4 separate regions of the Mus musculus genome follow, and regions 1, 3 and 4 are each linked to region 2. Evidence: chromatin contacts called from ENCODE Hi-C data. All regions are on one chromosome and are shown on one strand. Each heading gives the region's core, a stretch centred on a gene start or an enhancer-like site at or near the end of the contact. The rest is flanking DNA. Distances are from core to core; before and after follow the strand shown. Region 1 overlaps Plcd3 (phospholipase C, delta 3). Region 2 has its middle 5.1 kb from the start of Gm24255. Region 3 overlaps Abr (active BCR-related gene). Region 4 has its middle 25 kb from the start of Gm33742.

Region 1 (2,700 bases), core at 2-2,501, about 78 Mb before region 2:
TGCCAGCTGCTCGGAGTGAGGATGGTCGAATTCTGTCAGACAGGGAGGAGGAAGAGGAGGAGGAAGAGGAGGCGGAAGAGGCCTTGGAAGCTGCAGAGCAGAGGAGTCGAGTGAGTGTGTCTTGACAACTGGGTCAGCAGGCTGGGTCCTGCTGCGGGCCAGGGGATGGGGCAGCAGAGAAGGGTGGGAAGGAAAGGGAGGTGGGGTGGGGGAGGGGCTCTTGAGCTTAGTGATCCCCACTGAGGCTGGTTTCCCAGGCCAAGCAGATCTCCCCAGAGCTCTCAGCGCTGGCTGTGTATTGCTGTGCTACCCGCCTGCGGACCCTGGATCCCAGTCCTGGCCCGCCTCAGTCTTGCACGGTTGGCTCCCTCAGCGAGCGCAAGGCCAGGAAGTTCACCAGGGAGGCAGGTAGGAACCAGAACTCTGGATATCTGGGGACAGGAGAGCATGGAGCCTTCCGGGCTTGGGTGGTGATGGTGGTGGTGGGTGGAGGATGGGTATCCTAGAGTGTTCTCAAGATTTCAGAGGGCTGAGGACTTAGGGGGACCAGGTAAAGACTCTGACTTTATGGGGGCCTGGCTCCAGGCTAAGTGTGGGCGCAGAGCCACAGAGGAGAGAGGTTTGGAGTTGCCTTCACCACGGTCATAACCAAATGGTGGTCAAGGCACGGGCCAGGCAGCCAGGCTAGTGCCAGGGGCCAGCAGAGCCTGGAGGGTATGAGACCAGGAAGGCTTCATGGTTCATCCCATGTCTGAGAAGACGTCACTGCAGAGGAGGGAGGAAGCAGAAGAGGAAAGGACTCCAGAGAGGAGGAACAGGTCATAGGAAGACCTAGAGGCATGGCCACTGTAAGAGTCCCAGGAACCTAAGGCATGGCTAAGGGTGTGGGCAGAGTGAGTGACAGGGACCGGCATTCAGTGTAGGCCGCAGTCAGGCTGTGTGGCTGCCAGGTGTCCCTGCCTCTATCTGGTCCTCAGCAACCCCCTCTTTCTAGTCTCACCATAGTTCAGGAGAGAGGGAAGCTGGGGTGAAGTATGTGTGGGGGCAGGATTATAGGGCCTGGAACTGGGCCAGGGACAGGAGCCTGGGTCCTATCATAATCCTGTCCCAACTCTGCCCCAGGGACCAGCTTTGTCAGGCACAACACTCAGCAACTGACCCGAGTGTACCCACTGGGGCTGCGGATGAACTCAGCCAACTATAACCCCCAGGAGATGTGGAACTCCGGCTGTCAGCTGGGTGAGCGGGGCTGCAGGCAGGGAAGTCTCTGGGCGGGGATGGGTATTTCAGCAGTGGGCAGCCACACAGCTTTCTTTCTTTCTTTTTTAAAGTAATCTAGTTTTATTTATTATATGTAAGTACACGGTAGCTATCTTCAGACACACTAGAAGAGGGCATCAGATCTCATTATAGATGGTTGTAAGCCACCATGTGATTGCTGGGATTTGAACTCAGGACCTCTGAAAGAGCAGTCAGTGCTCTTAACCGCTGAGCCATCTTGCCAGCCCGCCACACAGCTTTCTAGAAGGTGGGAATGCATTGGTGGTTAACAGGCTGTCTGAAATGTAGGTTCATTCGTTCCTGGCAGTAAGGAAGTGACATTTTGTTTTGTTGAGCCAGAGTCTCGCTATGCAGCCCTGGCTGGCTTTCCACTCCTCTGCCTCTGTCTTCCCAGGGCTGGGTCAAAGGTGAGCACAACAGGGTCAGCAAAAAAATAGTTTTTCTTTTTCTTTTTCTTTTTTTCTTTTTTTGAGACAAAGTCTCTGACTGTCCTAGAACTCACTGTGCAGACCAGACTAGCTTCACCTGCCTCTGCCTCCTGGGTACTGAGATTAACAGCATGCGCCACACTGCCAGGCCAAAAGTTATATTTCTGTGTGGTACTTGGGTGGTAGAAGGCAGGGGGTGCAGTAGTTCATGTTCCTCCTTGGCTACTTAATGAGTCTGAGGCCAGCCTGGGTTACATGAGACAGTTTAAAAATACCTAAGAGAAAGTTACTTGGTTTTGTATGTTCCTGTGTGTGCGTGTGTGCACACATGTGTGCGTGGATGCAGAGTAGAGGCCAACGTGGGGTATCTTTTCAGATCTCCCCTTTTTTGTGTAGGAGTGTTGCTATGCAAGCATCTGTGTTGCTATGCAAGCATCTGCATCACATACATGCCTGTGGAGGCCAGAGAGGGCTCTGGACTCTCTGGAACTACAGTTACAGACAGCTGTGAGACACCACATGGGTTCTGGGGACCGAATTCACGTGCTCTGTCCCCAACTGCTAAGAGTCATCTCTCTGTCACCTTAGTTTGTCAGACAAGGTCTTTCACTATCCCTGGGGTTTGCTCTTTTAGCTAGGCTGGGTGAGTAGTGACCTTCCCCCGCCCCTATCCCAGAATCCACCTACCTCTGCCTCCACAACCCTGAGCTCAGAGAGACATACTGCTAGGCCTGGCTTTTTCATAGGTTCTGGGGATTCAAACGTGGGGCCTCATGCTTGCCCAGCAAGCCCTTTATTCCCTGAGCTGTTTCCTCAGCTCCCACAAGTTAGATTTTTCTGAAGGTTGACATTAACAACTGGCTGGGGTGGTGGCACATACCTGTAACCCCGGCACGCAGGGAGCAGAGGCAAGAGAGCGATGAATTCAAGCCCAGCTTTGTTATAGAGGCTAACCTGGGTTATGTGGTCAGACTGGACCGAAACAAACAAA
Region 2 (2,700 bases), core at 30-2,529:
TGAAGGATTAAGCAAACACTGTATTATGGAATACTGGTTAGCAATAAATAGGAAAAGACAACTGACCTGTGCAAGAACTTAAACAAAACTGCAGAAAATCACACTGAGTAGAAAGATAAATCCTAAGATTCCATGGGGATAGGGGCAAAGGTAATTAGGGACCCAGAGGCCCTGAGAATGTTGGAAAAAAAATAAGGGATGCATTTTAAAATGTTATCATTGAGGCAAACTGAGAGAGAGAGTGCATGTATTTTTTAGTACTTTCCTTTCCAGTGTATTTGTGTGGGTGGTGTGCATGTTTCCATTGTGTGTACACACATGTTCACTGGTAAAATATACACATGCACATGTCCTTGTAGAGGTCTAGAAGTTGATGTCCAGTGTCCTCTGGTCAGGCTGCTCTAGCAGGCCAGCTTGCCAGGAGGTCCCGTCTACTCTCAAGGGCTGAGTACCTGTCTTCTGTATGGTTTCTGGTGAACAGAACTCAGTTTGTCACGCAAATATCCAAGTATTTTCCCACTGAGATACTGCCCTAGATCTATGCTTTTTTTTCTTACTACTGCTTGTGAATCTACAATCAATTCAAAGTAAAGAATATGGGGTAGGAGAGCACATTTTAAAATATGGACAGGGAATAAAAATGGAACCTAAATGTTCTCTTTACATTTTCCAGTTTGGAAAACATTTTTGTCAATTGCATCTTGGATTTACAGTTAGACTGCAGCTGTTTCTTTCTAGAACAAATTATTGTGCTTGCAAGGAAACTCTTGAGTTCTGTCCTGAATATACCAGTCATCTTCCCAGACTGATATTTTGACACACCCTTTCAGGATTGCAAACCTGAGGCTCAATTTTCCTAGGGTTTCGGTGTCCTGCTTATAAAACAGCCAGGAACATGGCCAAATCCACCTGAGCGTACTCTTGTCAACCTCCTGAGTTTATTGATATTTACATTTATGATACAGACAAGTCTTTTAAGAGCCTCTTTTTCTGCTGCCTGGTGTTTGCTTTTGTTGTGAGAAACCAGACAGTTGAGGGAGGGGGCAGCATGTGGGCAGGATTTATTGGCACAGCACACTGAAGAGCAAACACACTACCAAATAGAGGATATTGATAAGGAGACTAAATTCATTTGAAATCACTAAAACTCAGTTAGGGGCATATTGTATTAAGTGAAATGCCATTACTGAAGGGCCCAGGGAAAGACTGTATGCCAAGTCATGAGAGCTTTTCAGCTCACTGGAAGGCAGCCATTGTGCCCACGCACTGCATTTGATGGCTTGGAAGAAGAGATAATTTCTGCACAGATCATAAAGGGACTTGAAAATGTCTCAGTCCCTAGGAGCACACGCTCGAGCTGAATTGTCCCCAAGTGAGAGCATGCAAGAGAGGATGCCTGTGTAGTCTAAATGCATACGAAGTGGGTTGAATTTCAGCTTTCCAGAAAAGGCTCTTTCTCCTCCCCACTGTGGATTATCAGTGTTATAAAACAGCACATCAAGGACAAACATCTGATTCTATGGGAGTTTTGTTTTTTATTGTTTTGGTTTTTGTAAGGCATTTCACTCTATGTAGAAATGATGCCAAACTGTTGGTTTGTGTTATATATTTTATTTATTTAAAAATGTATCTAATATATTTGATCATGCTTTACTCTCCTCAAATTCCTCTCATATCTCTCCATTCATCTGTCTTCATTCTCTCTTTCTCTCTTCTCTCTGTCTCTTTCTGTTCTCTCTCTCTCTCTCTCTCTCTCTCTCCCTCCCTCCCTCTCTGTGTGTGTGTGTGTTCGTGTGTGCCATGCCACATCCTCTCTCAAAAGACATATTCTAAATACTGTTCTTTAAATAGAAAATTTCCACAAATGAGGTAAGTCTCCTGCTCATGACTTAACTTTTGCTGTGAATGGAAACAAGGAACAAGTCAGAGGGTACATTGAAAAATTCTGTTTTCTCCAACAGTCTCTGAACGGTCTTGTACACTGCTCTGGCACTGTTAATCCTCGAGAGCAAGGACAGACTGTAAACACGAGTCCATTTCAGTGATGTGTATAAATCTTATTCAGGTTATTCTGACTGAGGCAGCCCCTTATCTAACAAGCACCAGAACAGAATTTCGAAAACATTTTTAACCTGTGACAATAGAAGCCCAGATTTGTTCTTACCAACAATGGAATAAGTGTAATATCTCATGTCAGCTAACTTCATGTCTTATTTATGCCTAATTCTTTTGGGTTCAGCGTTTTAACAGTCTTTGCATTAGGATTTTCTGTCAGCACTGAATCCTACAATGCATTTCTGAGAAGAGGGATATTTTTCAAATACATGTAATGTTTATAATGATCAGAGTGGAAACAAATTGTCTTAGTTGTGCTCTCCCATACTACCATACCATCCCATACCAGAATGTATGCTTTGAGCCCTTGATAATAACTTTATTGAAAAAGATCAGAACATCTTTGGAACAAGGTGAAATGGTTCAGGCTGTCGGCAAACAGTACCACTGGCTGGCTGGAGAAAGATCCACATCAAGCCCTCTTAATGAGCATCCACCCAAGACCTAGTTTGCTTTGAATGGGGTCTTACAGAACTGCTGATGTGTTAAAGATGCTCCTGATTGCAGCAGCCAATCTGCAGCCATCACTGCCTGGGATGATGGGTGTCCAGAGAACGGGAATGCTGTAGTCAATCTATTTGATTC
Region 3 (2,700 bases), core at 185-2,684, about 51 Mb before region 2:
TTTTCTAAATCAGTGAAGCTAGTTCTGCTAACACTGACGTCTATCGGGGCTTCTGTGTCTGTTGCTGGTTCCGCTTTATCTGAGAACCATCTGTTCTTGGCCCTGAGCCGGGGCCCAGGTGCTTGATCACCGATATCCTGTTCGGCCCCTGTCCCAGTGCTATTCAGCCTTGATCTTTAACTGTTAATCTATAACTGAACTTCCTTGTAACTTTTGAGAACCCAGCTCGGGTACTTTTTCATGCCTTGCAAAATGGCGTTACTACAGCTAGCTTGCTAAGCCTTATGGTGGGGTCTTTCACCCTGACTTGGAGGTTTGAGGGGCGCCTACCTTGGTAGGCAGTAGGAGCAGTGTTCTGTCCCTGGTACAAAACCTTCAGTGAGTGAAAGCAAAAAACGATCTCTTTGCCTGGAAAGGAAGAATAGAACACAAGCTTGCTGTCAGAGCTATATTGTGGCCTGAGGACTCTCGGTGGCTGGTTGTGGCTGGTGAGCTGTTCCCACAGCCTGGGCCTTGCAGCAGGTGCCTGCAAGCATCCTTCACCCTTTCCCTGAGGCAAAGCCCTCAGTCCTTTCCAGTTGGGTGTGCATTTGTAGATTCAGCCAACTGCAGATTGTAAATATTCAGAGAAAAATGCATATCTTGAGCACATGCAGGCTTTTTTTTTTCCTTGTCACGATTCCCTAAACTAAAGAAAGGAATAATGAACAAAACTCAACCCATCTGCCTCTGTTCCTTTCAGAATATTCAGCGGGGCCATTCTGTTCCTACCATATCTGGTCCAAACTGTCTGTAAGAATTCCCCATGCCTAGAGACCCCCTTGTTATACATTCTGATCCCCAGCACCTCAGCACACTCTCCAGGTTGTGACCAATGAGACTCTTCATGTCCCACAACAAGCCTGTCCTTCTAGCTCAGCATGCTGCCTCACCCCAGTCATTACCACCTCCAAGAGGGCTCCCCGGCTTGACTGTAGTACTCATCTTAACAAGATGCTAACTGAGCCACATCCTTTAGCACTTCCTTACCTATTATCTTACAGTGAAGTTGTGTTTCATGCCAGTTACCAGTTCTTCTTTGCCAGATTCTATCCTTGGAGGTTGTATTCTTAGGATACTAGGACACTGTTCTCAGCACTTCACCTACCTGCCAAAGTACCAATTGTTCCTGTTCTTTTTAAATGGAGGAGGTCATCTGCTCCTCCCCTCCCGTGCCTTCCTTAGGTCACTGCCCAGATAGCTGGGGTGTTCATTCTGTAGATTCCCCTAGGCGGGCTCTTCTGGAGGACCTTATTCAGTGTTTGAAAAGCTCTACTTGCCCAGTCAGACTGATAAGAGATGGGCTGCTTAGCCATTTAAACTCCTCTTCCTTTCCTCTACTCTTGCTAGGCACCGTGGCTGGGCTGCAAATGCTTGACACGAGGCAGATGAACAGGCGAAAAATGACTTGAGTTCAGTGCCTATGCAATGAGCCCCACAGAAGATGCGAGGGAATGCTCAGATGGCTGAAGTGTGTGTGCATATGGTCCTCCCTGTCTGTGGCTTCTACATCCACAGATTCAAACAACTACAGATGAAAAATACTCAGCAGGATGGGCAGTGTCTTTACTATAGGTCATATAATGACGGTTTAGAGGACAGAGGCTAGGACATGTGCCTGACTGCTGAGCTATGGCTCTAGCCCCTCCCTGTGCCTAATTTACTTTTTGTAGTACTTGCTGTGAAACAACTCAGGGCCTTGGGAAGACTAGGCAAGCGCTGTGTGATCAAACTACAACCCCGTTTGCTGTTTTATACAAAGCATTTCAGCATCCAGGGGTTTTGAGATCCCTTAGGGATCCTGAGCTCAAGTCACCCCTGATCCTAGCTCCCATATTAGTACAGATTCCTGAGCTACACAAAGGAATAAAGACCTGGGGCTCCTGGGGATGGTGACAGCACAGGCTGGGGGTGGGAGGAGGGGCAGGAGCAGGGACATGGAGGCTTTGTTTAGTGAATCCAGATTGTTTTGTTATGTGTTAGAACATCTGAGGTAATAAAAGTGGTCTGGACCAGCCCTCTTCCTGTCACAGGTACTTGACTAACATAGATTTCCTTTGTAAATGTAAATTTATTTTAAAATGACATTTTTTTTCCAGAGCTATTTCCTCATCTGAGTTGTCTTAGAATAACTAGCTTAAAACGTGCCAAAGTAGCCAGTCTGAGTTTATTCCCCAGGACCCACCCATGTAGAAGGAGAGAACTGAGTCCAGCAAGTTATTCTGTGACCTTCACACACTAATTGACACCCGGTGCATCATCTGCACATGTGCACACACATAACAAATAAGATAAATGTAATTAAAATTAAAGAAAAAAACCAAAAACCCAAGGGAATGCTATTTGGGGTGGCATGTTCTTGGGAGGGGTGCCCTGAGCTGAGCAGGTGGGGTGCTTTGTGATTGGTTGGGAGTGGAGTAAAGCAAAGACGCATGCTGGAGACAGCGATCTGTTTTTCCCTTTGAAACCTGTTTTTCTAGCACACGAGCATCCAAGAGAATTGTGAACAAGAAGGATGCCAGGAGGAGGGAGAGCTGGGTGCCAGGAGAGGAGAGGGCAGTTGGGAAAACATTGCAGAGCTCAGGTCCATGATCCTCTGCCCTGGCTGTAACTCAGGGTCAGCCTCAACTGTTGACCACTGTTAATCAGCTGAGTGTCCTG
Region 4 (2,700 bases), core at 82-2,581, about 62 Mb before region 2:
AGTCTGAGGCCAGCCTGGGCTACATGAGATGCTATCTCAAAGAAACAAAAAACAAAACTAGAGAGAGGGAAAAAAACATTAAAATAAAAGTTAAAATCTAGATGTCAGGGTGAAAATATTCTATTGGGCCTAAGGTCTGCCGTAGAATCTTCTACCAGAGGAAGCAGACACCCGCGTGCCCCAGCTGGCTGCCAGACAGCACGGTGTCACGGGGAGTCTTGGCTGACTCACTTTTCGCTGGTCTCAGCCCAAATGCCTGCCCTGATATGGTTCTAGGTTATCCCTTCCTAGAAAATTCGGTGCCTCACTTTGGCCCATCCGTTGTGGAAAGACCTGGAAAGACGTGCCCTGTGCTGCCACCTAACGGCTGCTCCCAGTCAAGGCAGGGCTTCTCCCGCTGTTCTCGGCGGCACTGTACAGCCCCTCTCTGCCCATCCTACCTGCTTTGAGAGGCTCGCAAAGGGAGGAGCGCTCTTCCAGGTGCGCTCATTTCAGGGCACCAGGGCTGTGACTAAGACTGGCAAGTCGTCTTAAACTTCGCCACGTCCCGGTTGTTATTTCCTGTCTGTTCCCCCGCCGTGATTAACGGTAAAACTCTGAAGGCAGAGGGGGACCAACGTGCTTGTTTACTGAGAGAGGAAGGAAGCGGGGGGAGCTGGGAAGAAGGTACCCTAGGTTTAAGGGAAATAACAGCCTGGCAATGAGGTGGGCGGATGGAGCTGATGGGAAGGGAGGCTTGTTAGAAAAAGGAAAGAGCAGGTGCCAGTCAGATAGCTCTGCCAGCCTTTCCAGTTTTATCCTTTTAAATAATGATTTGTTTATTTGAGACAGGGTCTCACGCAGCGCAATCAAGCCTTTGTGCCTTGACTCCTCCTCCTCCTCCTCCTCCTCCTCCTCCTCCTCCTCCTCCTCCTCCTCCTCCTCCTCCTCCAAGACAGGGCCTCACTATGTAGCTCTAGAACTCCACTATGTAAACCAGGCTGGCCTGGAAGTCACAGAGATTCTCCTGCCTCGGTGCCCAGCTGCTGAGATTACAGGAATGTGCCACCATACCTGTGTGCACATCTGTTTTCAAGCAGGGAGATGAGACACAGTAGCGTTACCAGCTAGTGCTGGAGGTTAGGGGCCTCGGTAGCACATGACACCCCACCACAGTACAGGATCTTAAGTACAAATGGCTACGGAAAGGCTAGGCATACAGGATACCTGCCTGGGAACAGAAAGGATCAGGATGGAAGGAGCGGTGGATGCTGTGGTGGAGGAGGACACACGGCTCAGCTAAGGAGGCAACAGCTGCGGAGCCATGGGTGGTTATGAGTTTAACGACACCGCGCACCTGCATTACCAGATCTTTCAGTTTCTAAAGAGCTGGGAGTCTGGGTTCTTCCGTGAAGTCTCTTTCTTTTGAAGTGTTGGCAGCTAATGTAGCTTAAAAAGAAAGAAAGGAAAAAAAAAAGAGGCAGCATTCTGTGGGCCAAATAAAACATGTCAGTGAGGCATATTTAGCTCCAAGGCCGACTCCACAAACTTGGATCAAGGGCTATTTGTGTTCTGGAATCGTGACACACTAACAAGACCCTTTCAAGGCATGTGGTCTCAGGCAAGCAAATGCTAGATAACGGGGACGAATGTGTGAAGTGCCTTGGCTCAGACTTATTAGCTGGGATGGTCAGACCTAGATGTCTACAGAGAGCTACTTTGTTAATATGTCACACGCTGCTTAAAAAAAAAAAAAAAAAAAAAAAAACATTGAATGTATTCATCCACTAACCTCAGAAGCAGTTATTGGCTAGACCCAGCAATATAGACCTGTAACCCCAGCTCTTCAGGAGGCTGAGGCAGGAGGATGTCAGGTTTGAGGCCTTCCTGGGCAGCTTAGTGACACCTTGTCTCAAAATAAGAAGTAAAAAGAAGTTTGGGGACATAATTCTGTGTTAGAGAACTTGCTGACTAATGCAACCTACTTGTCTGTCTGTCTGTCTTTTTCCCTATGGGTAGCCTTGGCTGTCCTAGAACTTGCTTTGTAGACCAGGCTGGCTTCAAACTCAGAGATCCACCTGCCTCTGCCTCCTCCTGCATGCTGGGGTTAATGGTGTGAAGCCCCACACCTGGTGCTACAACCTCCTGTGGGCTGCCATTGTCTAGTTCAAGAGACTTAACACTAGCTGACTGAAGTCACTAAAATCCCCAGCGGTGGCACGAGTCTGCCCTAGCTGCCTAGGCTAGTCTGTCCAGGCTGTCTGAATATGAACTTGGTTTAAGATAATTTTCACAAAGGGAACTATTTCCACTGAATATTGACTCTTTGACCAAGACTGCGTTATTTTAAAAGAGTGATTCCTACCCCCCCACTCTCTCTAGCAGAGCAAATGCATATGTGTTAGGGTTTATTAAGGATAAGAGAGGAAGAATTGTGGCAGATGGGAGCGTCACTGAGGAAGGAGTAACCCACTGCTCTGTTCTGATGGGATTAGAGACAGCCACTGAGAGACAAGAGGACCTTAGCACACGTGTTTGTTCCTGAAGTCCCCTGGACTTGCTACTCGGCCTTCAAAAATATAATCTTAAGAGAGTCAAATAGTGCCAGGTATGGTGGTTCACGCCTTTAATCTCATCACTCGGGAGGCAGAGGCAGGCAGATTTCTGAGTTCAGCGGATTTTGAGGCTAGCCTGGTCTACAAAGTGAGTTCCAGGACAGCT

Evidence for each region. A loop is a pair of places that touch in the nucleus more often than their neighbours do.
Region 1: a map of T-helper 1 cell shows a loop between it and region 2 (67-fold over the local background). The contact joins two enhancer-like sites. A Hi-C loop is called at or near these places in 4 of 37 maps with a recorded cell type or tissue (T-helper 1 cell, T-helper 17 cell and regulatory T cell).
Region 3: a map of T-helper 2 cell shows a loop between it and region 2 (105-fold over the local background). The contact joins two enhancer-like sites. A Hi-C loop is called at or near these places in 4 of 37 maps with a recorded cell type or tissue (T-helper 17 cell, T-helper 2 cell and regulatory T cell).
Region 4: a map of T-helper 17 cell shows a loop between it and region 2 (99-fold over the local background). The contact joins two enhancer-like sites. A Hi-C loop is called at or near these places in 3 of 37 maps with a recorded cell type or tissue (T-helper 1 cell, T-helper 17 cell and regulatory T cell).

The regions. Positions count from the first base shown.
Region 1 is chr11:103,072,267-103,074,966 of GRCm38, reverse strand. Plcd3 (phospholipase C, delta 3) reads left to right here. Exons shown (of 15, transcript NM_152813.3): 9 at 1-110; 10 at 258-408; 11 at 1,123-1,239. Among named protein-coding and RNA genes, the nearest start is that of Gm42090, 26 kb to the right of the region's middle. Within about 2 kb of position 1,251, at least 1 of the 3 ENCODE cell types and tissues checked has a DNase peak (open chromatin) inside an H3K27ac peak, as active enhancers do.
Region 2 is chr11:25,232,222-25,234,921 of GRCm38, reverse strand. No RefSeq gene overlaps it. Among named protein-coding and RNA genes, the nearest start is that of Gm24255, 5.1 kb to the left of the region's middle. Within about 2 kb of position 1,279, at least 1 of the 3 ENCODE cell types and tissues checked has a DNase peak (open chromatin) inside an H3K27ac peak, as active enhancers do.
Region 3 is chr11:76,546,408-76,549,107 of GRCm38, reverse strand. All of the region lies in intron 1 of Abr (active BCR-related gene), which reads left to right. Among named protein-coding and RNA genes, the nearest start is that of Abr, 24 kb to the left of the region's middle. Within about 2 kb of position 1,434, at least 1 of the 3 ENCODE cell types and tissues checked has a DNase peak (open chromatin) inside an H3K27ac peak, as active enhancers do.
Region 4 is chr11:86,892,030-86,894,729 of GRCm38, reverse strand. No RefSeq gene overlaps it. Among named protein-coding and RNA genes, the nearest start is that of Gm33742, 25 kb to the right of the region's middle. Within about 2 kb of position 1,331, at least 2 of the 3 ENCODE cell types and tissues checked have a DNase peak (open chromatin) inside an H3K27ac peak, as active enhancers do.